Regions from separate parts of the Homo sapiens genome. Here region 1 is linked to region 2. The links are chromatin contacts, found by Hi-C or POLR2A ChIA-PET in ENCODE. All regions are on one chromosome and are shown on one strand. Each heading gives the region's core, a stretch centred on a gene start or an enhancer-like site at or near the end of the contact. The rest is flanking DNA. Distances are from core to core; before and after follow the strand shown. Region 1 holds the start of CD24 (CD24 molecule). Region 2 has its middle 82 kb from the start of PREP.

Region 1 (6,759 bases), core at 1,541-4,040, 1.5 Mb before region 2:
TAGGGTGGAGACCTGTAAAGAGAAGTATCTTACCTGTGTTGGGCCTCCAGTTGTCAAAGTCCTGGGCAACACCCCCGGTAGGATGCCCAGGGGGAACTCCTGGGCAGAGGTGAAGGGCTTTGCTACGTGAATTATCCAGTCTCATTAGCTGGTGATGAAATGGTTCACAAAGCACAGATTCTGAGTGCCTTGCCAGTTTTGGGAATTATTTGGAGACTGATATTCTTTCACGTATCACACAGTGGCAGAGAAGGTAATTACCTTCTGGTTGCTGGCACCTTCAGTGGAAGAGCAAATATTAAGTGAGAGCTACTACTCTGAGGCAGGCAGTATTCTAACACTTATATATACAATAACTCTTTAATAACTAATTAGTAATGATGTTATTATCTCCATTTTATAGATGAAGGAACTGAGGCTTTTTGTCTCCAGCAAAATTAGCAGAGCCACGGTTTGAACTCTGGCAGTCTGTCTTTAGAGGCTGTCTTATCCTAGGAATACCACCAGTTAGTTCAACAAGCAGCTTGTGGAGGACATAGTATGTTCCTTGCCTTGGAACCCGGCACTCCTGAGTCACAAACAGTCCATTTTTTTCACCCGGAAAAGGAATGGAGAAGCTGGGCCAGACTATTTCTTTTTTCTTTTTTTTTTGAGACAGAGTTTTGCTCTTGTTGCCCAGGCTGGAATGCAATGGCCTGATCTCTGCTCACTGCAACCTCCACCTCTCAGGTTCAAGCTATTCTCCTGCCTCAGCCTCCCAAGTAGCTGGGATTACAGGTATGAGCAACCATGCATGGCTAATTTTGGATTTTTAGTAGAGACTAAATTTTAGTAGAGACTAGATTTTAGGTTTCACCATGTTGGTCAGGTTGGTCTGGAACTCCTGACCTCAGGTGATCAGCCCTCCTCAGCCTCCTAAAGTGCTGGGATTATAGGTGTGAGCCACCACGCCCGGCCAAAGTATTTCTATATAATGTGGTACACTGTTAAACAGGAAAGTCCACTGGTGCTCGACAGAAATTCTTGTGTTCCCAAGCACATCTTAAACGTGCTTGGAAAGTTACTGAGCTAAAGTGACTGACCTTGAAGGCACAAACCAATTCAGTCACTATTCAGTCAACAAACCTACTGCAGATTTCATTGTCACTTTGCTTCCCTGAAACTTACTTTGTTTTAATGAGACTGCCACGCAAAAGTGAAATTTAGACAAATTTAGAATCTTACTACTCTGTGGTTTACTTTAAAGACCGAAAAATGCTTGGGCTAAACCTTAAATAAAAGTATTAAGTCTTGCAATTAAAAATTGAACCAAAAATACTAACGAGAGTGTTCTGCAAAACTGAAATTTAAACAAATTTACAACCATACTAGGTTTGGTCTCTGCTGTTTGCTTTAAAGACTGAAAAACACTTGGGCTAAACCTTCAATAAAAAGATTAAGTCTTGCAATTAAAATTTAAACTCAAAATACTCCACCAGTAAAATTACTTCAACTTTTGTTGTATGCTTGAAAGTTTTCACAATAAGATGGATAGGAAAAAAGTATTCCACCAAAATCTAAAGAGTGATGACGAATCTCCTCTTTGTGCCGGTTCATTAAATTGCCTAATGGCAACTACGGATAAGTAAATGCCTTTATCTCGAACGGTTCTGCTCTTTAAACGAATGACGGGCAACAGAGACCGAAAAAGTGTATCCCCAGGAATTCGAGAGGGACGGTGAATTGTAGTGGGACCGCCAGGAGGGGAGGTTCCTGCCCCCGAGTAGAACCTGGGAGCAGAGCCGCTCGGGGAGGGCGGTGGGGGCTTCAGGGCCGCGGAGGGGGTCCCCTCAGGGTGGGCCGTCTCCTCCTCGCCCGCCGCAGGCAGGAGCGCGGGGGACCGAAACCCTGTAGTTTGCAGCGTCAGGCAGCGGGTCTGCGCCCAGCGAGCGGCTCCCCAGCTCCTGGGAAGATGCGGACCCGGGACGCCCCCGTGAGCTCACTGCGCCTGGCTGACACGAGGCGCTCACAGAACAAAGCAAGGGCTTCGGGGAGGGCGCGGCCGCGGGGCCGAGCGCGCAGATCGCTCCGGACCCGGACACCGCCTGCGAGGAGCGCCGACCAGCCGGGAAGGGTTCGCGCTAGGCGGCGCCCGGGTCCCGTCGGCCAGGGTGAGCGTCCGGCCCGCGTCCGCGCCACGCCCGCCGCGTTCCCCTTTCCTCTGCGGCGGGCCGAGAGATAACCCTGCCCGAGGGGTCCCGGCGCCCGCCCCCCACGCGGTCGCACTGGAATTCGCAGCCCCTCTCGGGTCCCCGGGGCGCATTTTGCAGTCTGAGTGGCAATGCACTTGCTCCAGGACAGGCGGCTACCCCGCCGCAGCGGAGGCGCGGACTTTTCTTTTGGGGGGTAAGATGGCAGGTCCCGGGAAACAAAGGAAACTTGGGCCCGGCCCCCAGCGCGGCGTGTGTGGCTCGCGTGTGTGCCCCGGGTCCTGTGCCGGAGGCGCTGGGCGCCTGTGCCAGCCTGCCCGCAGCCCGCAGCCGGCGCGGGGATACCAGCCGGGTACCAGCAGCCGGCGGCGCCCGCCCACCTGCAGCGGCGCCCGCCCGGGGGGCTCCCGGCCCGCGAGGGCCGGAGCGGCGGTGGCAGTGGCGGCGGCGGCGGGGGCGCTGGGGAACCCGGAGCGGGGCGGGGAAGGCGGGGAGGCGGCGGGCGGCGGCGGAGGGGAGCCGGGGTGGGCGGGCGGCGCCACGTCACGGCTATTGTGGCTTTCCTGGTATATAAGGTCTCGCCGGCTCGCCGCGCTCCCCACCTTGCCTGCGCCCGCCCGGAGCCAGCGGTTCTCCAAGCACCCAGCATCCTGCTAGACGCGCCGCGCACCGACGGAGGGGACATGGGCAGAGCAATGGTGGCCAGGCTCGGGCTGGGGCTGCTGCTGCTGGCACTGCTCCTACCCACGCAGGTGAGGCCCTGGCGCCCGGCGGGGCTCGAGGGCCGTTCCCGGGGTGGGGGCAGGGGAGATGGACCCGGTCCCGGGGGACCGTCCTGCGCTCCTGCCTCGGGCCACGGACAGGGACCGGGAGAGAATCTTGCTTAGCTGACCAGGGGAGAGGGCCATGTGGACCCCATTTTTCCATTCCCTTGCGTGCTGCCCCCCCTCCTCCCACGGCCCTGGGAACAATGCAGCTCCGCGTGCGGGCTGAGAGGACCCTGCCCCACCCCAGGTTCCACGCTGTCCCTTCCCAGGCAGCCAGGTGACTACTTCCCACTTTCACCCAGAGGCCCGAGGTGCCTGCAGGGATTAGCGCCTGGAGAGCTCGGGCTCCCTGGGGACGTTGTCCCTGGGTCCCTGAGGACTCGCTTTCCCCTAGGAATGTCTTCGCGCTCCCCGCGCTCTACACAAAGAGAGGCGACGGTCCCTTTCGGGGAGGGCGGCTCACGCCCATCCTCCACCCTCGGAGTTGGATTGGGTATCCCGGAGAAGCTACGGCTATCTGGCCCTTTTTAAACAAACCCCGGTTCCGGGCTGAAGCCGAGGCGGGGACCCTCTCCTGACGCTGCGCTCTCTGCGAGGCAACCTTTCACGTCCATCGCTTGTCATCTTAGGATCCCCATGTTATTTTAGCCCAGATTGGCTAGTTCTGGGGAGGCAGCATGGTGGGACGATTCTGTCCCGAGTCCCCGCCAGGCTTTGTTCGGGTCGCCGCTACCAGCGCGGTCTCCCTAGATCCTCCATCCGGGGAACCTCGCCCCGGGTGCGGGTACCCGGGGCCGCGCAGCGCTGCCTCGAGGGTGTATGGATGCACCGCGCCGGCGAGAGAGACCGGGGGCTGGGCCTGGGAGACCCTAGCGGGGGCGGGGGCGAAGAAGGTACGTTTGTTTGGGTCAGTTCGGGTTTGGAGGATGGGAGTGACGGCTCTCCAGCGCCTTCGATTGGGGTTAATCGAGGACTGTCACTGGGGCTTCTCCCCCAAAGTTGGGCGCGCTGCGTCCTCCGTCCCCAGACATCGAAAGTCCGGGCTCACCTGGGAGTGCAGCCTGAGTGTGGAACGCGCTTCCCCACCGCTGGCGGGGTAACCGTACCCTATTGTCTTCCTCCCAGTCCGCTGCGCTCCCGAGCCTTCCTCAATTCTTTGATGGGGGAGGGGCGCGGCTGCGAGAAACCGGCCCCCTCCACTCCCCGCCCCATCTTCTCTCCGACCAGATTTTTTTCCTCCAACATTGTAAGTGAGAAGTTTTAATAATGCGAATAAATCTAGCTTGGGAGAGAAAATTTTGTTTAGTGTCAGTTTAATAAACATAATTTTTTTGTTGGTGTAGAGGATCTTTAGATCCTCAGATTGATACACCAGGTTTTAAAAAGAAAACATCACCTGCTGCAGTAAAACTCATTGCATGAATAAAGAACAGGTTACTTTGCGGGATCCCAAACAAGGTGTCCAAAACAGGCACCCTGTTTTAAGTAAATTACCATATTAATGCTTTTCTTTATTGGGAGTGCCGTTTCCTGATGGGACACACTAAATCTTGCACACAGTAGGTGCCCGATAAATAAATTTGACTTGATCAAGATTTTTTTGTTGTTGTCACTAATCTATTTTGGATAGGATTTGTACATTTCTGTAGTCAATATTTGTTTAATGACCTTATGGATTTTACAACAAAAGGAGCTGGTGCTGATGTAGGAGGGCTTTATCTTTGGATTAATAGGCAGCCAAATGTACACGGGGCCCAGACTCTTGCCTGGTGCCACGTCCTCCCTCCAGCCTGTAATCAGAAGCTCTTGTAAACCCTCCCTTGCAGTGAGGGCTGAAAACTCCGATCTGCCTTTGTTCCATGACAAAGGAGAGATTATCACGTGCCCTACTGGACTGTGCATTTCGTGGCTTGAAAAATCAGTGGTGAATGATGCCACTCAGACGCTGGGACACTGGGAGAACCTTGGTTCTTGGCCACAGCAATGAGCTTGGCGACCAGTGAGGCTGCTGCTGGTGAAACTTAACACCATAACCTCTCGTTGTCTTTTGTGAAATCGTTCCGACTTCATGGTGTTTTCTTGAAGTCATTCTGCCTTAAAGGAAAAACTCATTTTCTTTTTCAATTTAACACAAATATTGTGGCCATTTTTTAGAAGAGTTACTATTTCAAATTTCAAGGGAGAAGATAAGACTGCATTTCCCCCTTAAGGAAAAGGCTAAGTTACCAAGGCTGTATTAAATTGAGTATGTGAAAGTTACCTAGCAAATCCAGGATAGACAGTGACCCAATGAATTCTAGTTCCATAAGTCTCAGTTACAATATTTAAAAATCCCCATTTTTTTGTGCAACTTTAAAATCTCCCCCTTTCTGGGAAAATAGACCTTATTGCAATGCCATTAAGTCAATATAATCTTGGAAACTGAATTAGTTAACCTGGTCCTTTTTTCCTTTGCAAAGAAATAAAAACAGGAGTTATAGTTATTGAATAACTTTTTTGTTCTTGTTGCCACTTGGCATTTTTGAGGCATCTCTAGGTAGTTTGTTTTGAAACTAAAGAGAATGACCTTGGTGGGTTGAGCAAGAATTCAGAAGTTAATGATGTTGGGTAAGAGAACAATGGTAAGAGAGCAATCTAAGAATATATCACCTACTTTAATTTTATATGAGAGTACATGGAGGTAGCTGTGATGTGGAAATGTATCCATGTAACTTTTTATGTATTTTAGATTTATTCCAGTGAAACAACAACTGGAACTTCAAGTAACTCCTCCCAGAGTACTTCCAACTCTGGGTTGGCCCCAAATCCAACTAATGCCACCACCAAGGCGGCTGGTGGTGCCCTGCAGTCAACAGCCAGTCTCTTCGTGGTCTCACTCTCTCTTCTGCATCTCTACTCTTAAGAGACTCAGGCCAAGAAACGTCTTCTAAATTTCCCCATCTTCTAAACCCAATCCAAATGGCGTCTGGAAGTCCAATGTGGCAAGGAAAAACAGGTCTTCATCGAATCTACTAATTCCACACCTTTTATTGACACAGAAAATGTTGAGAATCCCAAATTTGATTGATTTGAAGAACATGTGAGAGGTTTGACTAGATGATGGATGCCAATATTAAATCTGCTGGAGTTTCATGTACAAGATGAAGGAGAGGCAACATCCAAAATAGTTAAGACATGATTTCCTTGAATGTGGCTTGAGAAATATGGACACTTAATACTACCTTGAAAATAAGAATAGAAATAAAGGATGGGATTGTGGAATGGAGATTCAGTTTTCATTTGGTTCATTAATTCTATAAGGCCATAAAACAGGTAATATAAAAAGCTTCCATGATTCTATTTATATGTACATGAGAAGGAACTTCCAGGTGTTACTGTAATTCCTCAACGTATTGTTTCGACAGCACTAATTTAATGCCGATATACTCTAGATGAAGTTTTACATTGTTGAGCTATTGCTGTTCTCTTGGGAACTGAACTCACTTTCCTCCTGAGGCTTTGGATTTGACATTGCATTTGACCTTTTATGTAGTAATTGACATGTGCCAGGGCAATGATGAATGAGAATCTACCCCCAGATCCAAGCATCCTGAGCAACTCTTGATTATCCATATTGAGTCAAATGGTAGGCATTTCCTATCACCTGTTTCCATTCAACAAGAGCACTACATTCATTTAGCTAAACGGATTCCAAAGAGTAGAATTGCATTGACCACGACTAATTTCAAAATGCTTTTTATTATTATTATTTTTTAGACAGTCTCACTTTGTCGCCCAGGCCGGAGTGCAGTGGTGCGATCTCA
Region 2 (7,263 bases), core at 3,078-5,577:
AGGAGATGATTTCAATTCCTCCTTTTATGGCACAAGGACTTTGGCAAGGTCACTTGACATGTCACGTGTGCGCCTCTCAGAATCTTCTCCAAGCATTTGTGAGAGACAGAACAGCAGATTTTAAATGTAAAGATTGGGCAAACTGTGCTGTGTCCAGGAAAATGCTGCCACGGTGGGCTTATTGTTGTCATTATGACCATTATTTTTCCGCCAACATCTTTCATTGCCTCTCGGTGTTTTTGTGAAACAAAAGAACCCAGCTGAGACTTCCACAAAGAAGAATGCAGGGAAAGGGGAAAGGGGAGAGAATACCTTGAGCAAGAATAGCTTGGAAGGAGCCAAAAGTGGAAAAGGAAGTCTAATTCTGTCCTAGTCCAGGGGGAAAAAAGTTTTTTGAGAAATGTAAACAAATCAGGAAATCCTGGCACTTACTCCAGTTCCGATCTGGGGAGACACACAGGTCCTTTCCCGAGGAGGGAGCTGCTGTTTGTGAATGAAATCCAGATAAAATTATTCATCGAGCCCTGCCAGCCCCACAGTTTCCAGCTTTCTTTTTGCCTATGGCATAGCTCAAATCTTAAAATAATAATAATAAAAAAACATATGCATGTTATTAATTCTCCATATTCAAATGGAAATTCAATGCTATCATAAATCTCTCTTTTCTAATGTAAATTCCATTCTTCAGCATGAAGCTACGGGAAAGCCATTGTATCTGAGTAATCTAAACTTGAAAGAGAATTTTTGTTAAACTAGTTATGATAGGAGAAACATGTTTTTCACCGAGTCGAAAGATTAAAGTTGGTTGTAAAAAGGGGTGGGGGACTGAAGGAGAATTATTGGTTGCTCAACTAATGATTAGATACAGAACTTCAAGGACAAATTAAGAGGCACAAAAGAAAGAGTCATGCAGATAAGTGAAAACAGTTTCAATGATATTAAATAAAAGATGCATTGTTTATGTTAGGTTGTAATCTCTATTCCCATATTCATCTAAACAACCCCCACCACCCCATTAGCTACCCCAGGTAAATTCCTAACTCCACTGCACAATGCATCTGCAGACTGGAGTAGTATCTACCGTTCCCTTTCTCACTGCCAGACCATCCTCCCTATCTCTAGTTTCACTATGTCTAAGCCCCTCTTCCTTTCCTTTTTTTTTTTGAAACAGAGTTTCACGCTTGTTACCCAGGCTGGAGTGCAGTGGCGTGATCTTGGCTCACTGCAACCTCCGCCTCCCAGGTTCAAGTGATTCTCCTGCCTCAGCCTCCTGAGTAGCTGGGATTAAAGGCATGCACCACCACGCCCAGCTAACTTCTGCATTTTTAGTAGAGATGGGATTTCACTATGTTGTCCAGGCTGGTCTCGAACTCCTGATCTCAGGTGATCTGCCCATCTCAGCCTCCCAAAGTGCAGAGATTACAGGTGTGGGCCACCACACCCGGCCTCTAATCCCCTCTTTTAATGAGGCCTTGCTCCAAAAGAATGTAGACAGGAGGTCTAAAAAAAAAAGAGCTGAGGTAGCCTTTTTTTGTTGTTTTGAAAATATGTTGTGAATCCTTTGGTTTATTTCAAACGATTTTCACCCAATACCGTATATCATCCCTCATCTCAAATCGACTCCACTAATTTCTTTTGATTTATCACTCTTGTCCAGCCTACCAACCCTCTTTCCCGCTCATGCCCACTGTTAAATTAAGTGTAGCCTAAAGCCACCTCCTTACATATTTTAAATTCAGCCCAAAGCTTTCTCTATATAGTGAACTATAACCTAAGTGGATGTGTAAACAGACCGTAACCTACTCTAGTGACAATCACCAAGTTTCAGCCAATCAAGGGTGGCCAACTATTCAAACCATGTTCAAATAAGGCTCACTCCAAGCTGTAACCAATAAGGCTGTTTCTGTTCCTCACTTCTGTTTTCTGCACATCACTTTCTTTTTCCTGTTCATAAATCTTCTTCCACCACATGGTTGCACTGGAGTCTCTGAGCCTCTTCTGATTTGGGAGGCTGCCCGATTCACATACCGCTCTTTGCTCAATTAAACTCTGTTAAATTTAATTTGTCCAAGTTTTATCTTTTAACATCACAAACCTACCCCAGGTCTCTCCTTTGAAAAATTATTATTTTGAATGTAGAGTTGGTCTGGGCGTGTAGCAACAAGAATGTGTCTGTGCATTACAGAGATACAGGGAGCAAATTTAAAGGGCTTCCTCAAGCTCTGATATCAATAGAGGCTCAGGTAAGAGACAAGTTTCCCTTGGAGGGAGGAGATGGGGTGCTGGGAAGGACTGAGGTCCAGGATATACCTCCCCTTCAAGGGGCCTGGGCCTAGGCCCTCACTGCCTATGTTTGCATGGAAACCTCCAGAGCGGAGCAGGGTCGGGGCTTCAATCCTCAAGACAAAAACTTTCTCAGCTGACTTTTAGAACAGAGGGCAAAGATATACAGATAAAATATATCCCTCTGTATCAATGCAAAGCATTATCTCTGTCCCAGAAGAGTATTTGCGGTAAAAAGAAACACTGAAATCAGAATAGAAATAGTCATAGCAGGAGTCAGGTGCGGTGGCTCATGCCTGTAGTCCCAGCACTTTGGGAGGTTGAGACAAGAGGATCACTTGAGGCCAGGAGTTCAAGACCAGCCTGGGCAGCACAGCATGACCCTGTCCCTACAAAACAATTAAATATTTGTTTAAATAAAAATTTTAAAAAATATTAACAGAAGGACGGAACTTGACTCGTGCAGGTATACAACTAAGGGTTTGGCTACACATGCACAGGCCTGCTGTCAATGTGTTATTAACATTTAGAGCTGAAATAATACAACTTAGAATCATCTTAATGAAAATACCAGAGCCAACCTCTGCAGCTGCTTATAACATAGTCACCTTGCCTCAGGACCAATTTCTCCCCTGAACTCTTATTAATCTTCAACATTCAAGATAGAAGATTTAATGTTCTCTCTGGATTGTTCAGAGATTTATGACACCTATAGAAATGTTCATAAAATTTGAGGCTATGCAAGCCTTTTGGCATCTGTCTCATTGTTATCGGAACCATAAAAGTCATCACCATCTTGTCCACAGCCAGTCTTTTCTTCCTAGATAATCCGGGGAAAAATAAAGTTGCCTCTGAGTCTCTGAGTATCTGCTTGAAGCAGGCTCTGTTGTCAGGTGTGTGTGTGTATGTGTGTGTGTGTGTGTTGAAGGAATAGTGGTGTCATATCAGGGAAGGGAGAGAGAGAATAGCAGATCAACCTGTATGTGTTTGAGGACTTAAAGGGGAATTTTGAGAAATTGTTTCTAGAGCAACTCATTTTATCTGTCAAAAGGATGCTGCAGTATGTACGTCGCTCACTTCAGCCTGGTTCTCTGGCCCAGCCTACCCAGGAGTGGTAGTCTCCGGAGTGTACACAGAGAAGGGAAGCAGGTGCTTCAACTCCCCCAGCATCTGGTTTAGATGACCACAATGCTGAGAACACCTGCAGCCTGCATTTCAGCCAAGTCTGGCCTCCCATTGTATTCGATTGGACTTTCTGCCTTGAGCAAGAAAAAGGAATTGTTTATCAGATTTGCCAAAGGATCTCCGGGGAGGTGGAGAAAGACAGGATAAACAAACCTACAACAAGCAAGGGTAAGCAAAGCACTGGGAGACTTGGATTATTTGTGACTGTCCGAGGTAATCTTTCAACCTGACACAAAGTAAGTAAAAGCTGAGAGAGAGAAGCAAATGTTAGCATGGACCAAGTCAGTTTCCCAGCGGTTCATGAGGGAACCGATATTAGATCATCTTGTCCAAACTCTGGTCCTAGGCTGACACAGAAATCAAATTCTCAAGACTGGAAAGACTTTCAATCAAACAACAAGGGTTTAAAAGATGACTGTCCTAGAAAAATCTTACAAAGAAGATGGTCTTACCACTTGCGTAGCAAATGTTCCATTGCGCACTTTATAATTTCATATTTTGTAATAACTACGCAATGGGTAAGCTGGTTACCTGCAAATCATATCAAAAGCGATAATCTTGGTTTTACTTCTCTAACCAATGTAAGCAAAGCAAGCACGTCTGATATAGCGATATAATACAACTTCATGGTTGGTATATAGGAACAAAAATTAAATTAACGCGCTTATTTCCAGGGCCTCAGAAAATAGTTTAGCGGTATCATATATTGTGTTTTCTTAGTAAATAATTCTGCAGGAACCCCTTCTTTTTCTTTCCTTTGTATAGAGCCCCAACTAGTGGAATATTGGAAAACTGCACTTAAAGAGAAAACATTTAAATAGGAGATGACCACAGGTCTCTCTTCCTCAGGTTAAGAGCCAGTAAGATCGTACAGACACTGCTCATTTTGGGGTGTGGAGATATGGACAAGGCGCTGAATTAAAAGGGGAGGGGTGTGTGAAACTGGCTTATACTTAGCTCCTCACAGGCATAAAGGGCAAACTCGTACTGATGAAAACAAGTGCAATCTCTGGCATTTGAAATGAGTCAATGGGCTATATCTATCACTAGTTTGAGAAAGGAAAATATTTATTGAGTTCAGAACTTATCTTCTTGAAGATATCTTTTCCAAAGAAAGAGGAAGATATCCTGTGACACAAGATTGTATATGTTGGAGGAAAGAGACCTGGTTTCACAAATTAGATGAGAAGGCAGTTGGCAACATTGTCCCACTGGTGCAGAACAGAACAGAACAGGTAACACTGTGCCTGTGCTGGGGTCGGTGAGAAGGAAGGGAGAAAGCAGGTGGAGGCAGCAAAGTGAAGGGAAGGACTCCCACACAAACAACTAAGAGTCAAATATAGACACCTGGAGAAGTGATTTATGACACAGATTTTCCTGAAGGAATGAAATCTTAGGGGTTCTCGGGCTTTTAACTTTGTTCCTTTCTTTGTTTGTTACCTCTCCATTTCAAGGAATCTCATGCTTGTAGATTTTTTTAGGAGTCTTGGCTCCCTTGCCAAAAAGCACCAATAAAATGCAGGCAGCCTGGAAAGGTTATAAAAATGCAAGATGAATTCATCAATCAGACAAGGTCTTGTCTGTACGTGCAACAGGGGGTTCACAGACAGGCTTCAGGGACTTGGTGGAGCTCCCTAACAAGATGTGTAACTTCTGTGTGTGTGCATTCTTCTGGATTTTATAGCTTTTATCAGATTCTCAAAGGGGCCTGTAACCCAAAAGAAGAATAAGGAATATAACTGTATAGAAATCTGCACACAGACCAAAAAAAAAGCAAAACTCACACTCACATTTTAATGGATGCCCCTCAGAATGATCCCAGACTCCATGAAATTCTGCTCTTAGAGAAGCCAAACAGAGATATCAGATTATTTCAGTACATCATGAGTCAGACTGTAGCCTTCTCTTTTATCATGCAATGACTCTTTGAACAGAGAGCTGCAAGACGTTTTTTGTTGCATTTTGCACTGCTGTGATGGCATAGGGCACCCTTCTCAAACCTCAACGTGCTGTCCTTGAGCAGGTTCCAAGCTGATTAACCTCCATTAACCAGCTTTCTTCACCGTGCATTAAACAAACAAGATGAATTACGCTCAAAGATCCAAAAGCAGCAGCAATCATTTTTGTTAGTTTTTCTTAATAGATTAAGCAGTGGAAAATAGAAAAAAAAAATGCTGAACTTTGGGACTTGAAGACTTACTCAGCACATTTGGTTGTTATCAAAATTAAATCATGAAAGCAGAGTTTTTTATACCACTTCATGTTTGTGGTGGTTATTAAATAAACTCTCCAGTTTTTCATTTCTTTTGAAAGGGGATTTGTTTAAATACTACTTATTTGAAGATTATTAAGTCTCCAGAGTTCAGGGATAACCAGGGCGATAATGCCATGGTGATGCTATCTAACTTCTTTTATGGCATCAGCTTTCCCATAGATTTTATTCAACAAATGACTTGGTTGTGAAGAAAAGCTGTTTATTAATCTGTCTGTCTTAGCCTTCACCTCCCAACCAGACAGTTAATCGTCCAAGGGGAGTTTGAGGGATAACTAGAGAACACACATCATCTATAAGTAATCCCCTCGTCAGATGGCATGTGGTCCAATGTCACTATGATTTTCCTTCTGAGCTGTTAACTCCCATTCTTCCTGCCTCAGAGAGGCATAAATGTGTTTTTAAAATTCATGAAAAACAAGATGTGTAGCTAATCTAAGAAATAATGTAAAACTTGCCTGCATTGGAGGAGGGGAGTGGGGGGGGGGGCCTTCTGTTGCTTTTGAGACTATAAGGAATTTATGTGATTGGTCGATGTCTTTGTGTCCTTATTGGAATGATTAGACAGGTCTTCAGGAAAACAGTTTTCAAAAACTGAGGTTTGGCATTTTTTGGTTTTTTAATTTGACTCCCTACCCAAGACCATTTTTAAAAAGTATTTCAAATATAACCACAAACTGTTCAACCAACTGAAAATGAAAGTAGGCCACTTAGAGGTTTTTGTCTAAACTAAAGCAAAATGTCTTGAGCTAATAATTTTAACCATTGGGAGTTTGCTGGTCATAAAAGCAGTTACTTTGGAATTAAGAAATAATAATTTTAAGTATTACATCAGAATTTGTAATTTTTCTTTTACGGGATATACAGATTATAGTTGGTTTTGGGTCTTTTGGGTTTTTTTTTTTTTTTCTTTCCTTCCCCTTAGGACTAAACTGACCTTCCTGAGCAGTGAAACCCCAGACTTGGACTTGGGCCAGCTGCCTTTCAGCACATCATTAAGAACTTGTGGAGATGCTGTTTAAATGTGAATTTTCCAGCACTCCTTCACCAGACAGATAGACAGTGCTAAAGCAGTCGGGGCATGTTTGACACATCCAATTTTTAAAAGCAAGAAAAGAGAAAAAAACTTAAAAAATATGTATATCAAAGTGAAAGTTAATGAATAATGAGGCCATTTGTCAGATACGCACAACACCTTTCAAGACGCTCTAGATAATAGCAAATCTGCGAGTCAATTTAAAGGATGAACAAGGCTTCAAATAAAGATGTCTTCATGATTTCCGAAGAAAGCAAGCATTCCAGAAATAAAGGGAGACCACTCACACCCCCTATATTCTGATGACTTAGGATCCCCTCAGGTATTGTCGAGGTCCACTATGGGACCTGATTAACCCAAAGAGTATTATGATACATATGCATACCAAAAAAAAAAAAGAAAAGAAAAGAAAAAAGAGAAGGCAGAGAAAGGGAAAAAAATGAAAAATCTGTATTTCCATTAGGTTGATAATGACATTTTAAGCCCG

The links. A loop is a pair of places that touch in the nucleus more often than their neighbours do. ChIA-PET counts read pairs that join two places held with the same protein, here RNA polymerase II (POLR2A). Pooled maps may share reads with other maps.
Region 1: a pooled map of gastrocnemius medialis shows a loop between it and region 2 (4-fold over the local background). The contact joins the promoter of CD24 here to the enhancer-like site in region 2. A Hi-C loop is called at or near these places in 1 of 168 maps with a recorded cell type or tissue (CD4-positive, alpha-beta memory T cell) and 10 of 50 pooled maps. POLR2A ChIA-PET finds 5 or more read pairs at or near these places in 1 of 52 experiments (BJ).

What each region holds. Positions count from the first base shown.
Region 1 is chr6:106,970,760-106,977,518 of GRCh38, reverse strand. It overlaps CD24 (CD24 molecule), which reads left to right and starts at 2,790. Exons shown (of 2, transcript NM_001359084.1): 1 at 2,790-2,941; 2 at 5,685-6,759. The coding sequence starts at 2,873. The coding sequence ends at 5,858. RefSeq lists silencers at 2,029-2,248, 2,289-2,438.
Region 2 is chr6:105,481,860-105,489,122 of GRCh38, reverse strand. No RefSeq gene overlaps it. Among named protein-coding and RNA genes, the nearest start is that of PREP, 82 kb to the right of the region's middle. Within about 2 kb of position 4,327, at least 3 of the 41 ENCODE cell types and tissues checked have a DNase peak (open chromatin) inside an H3K27ac peak, as active enhancers do.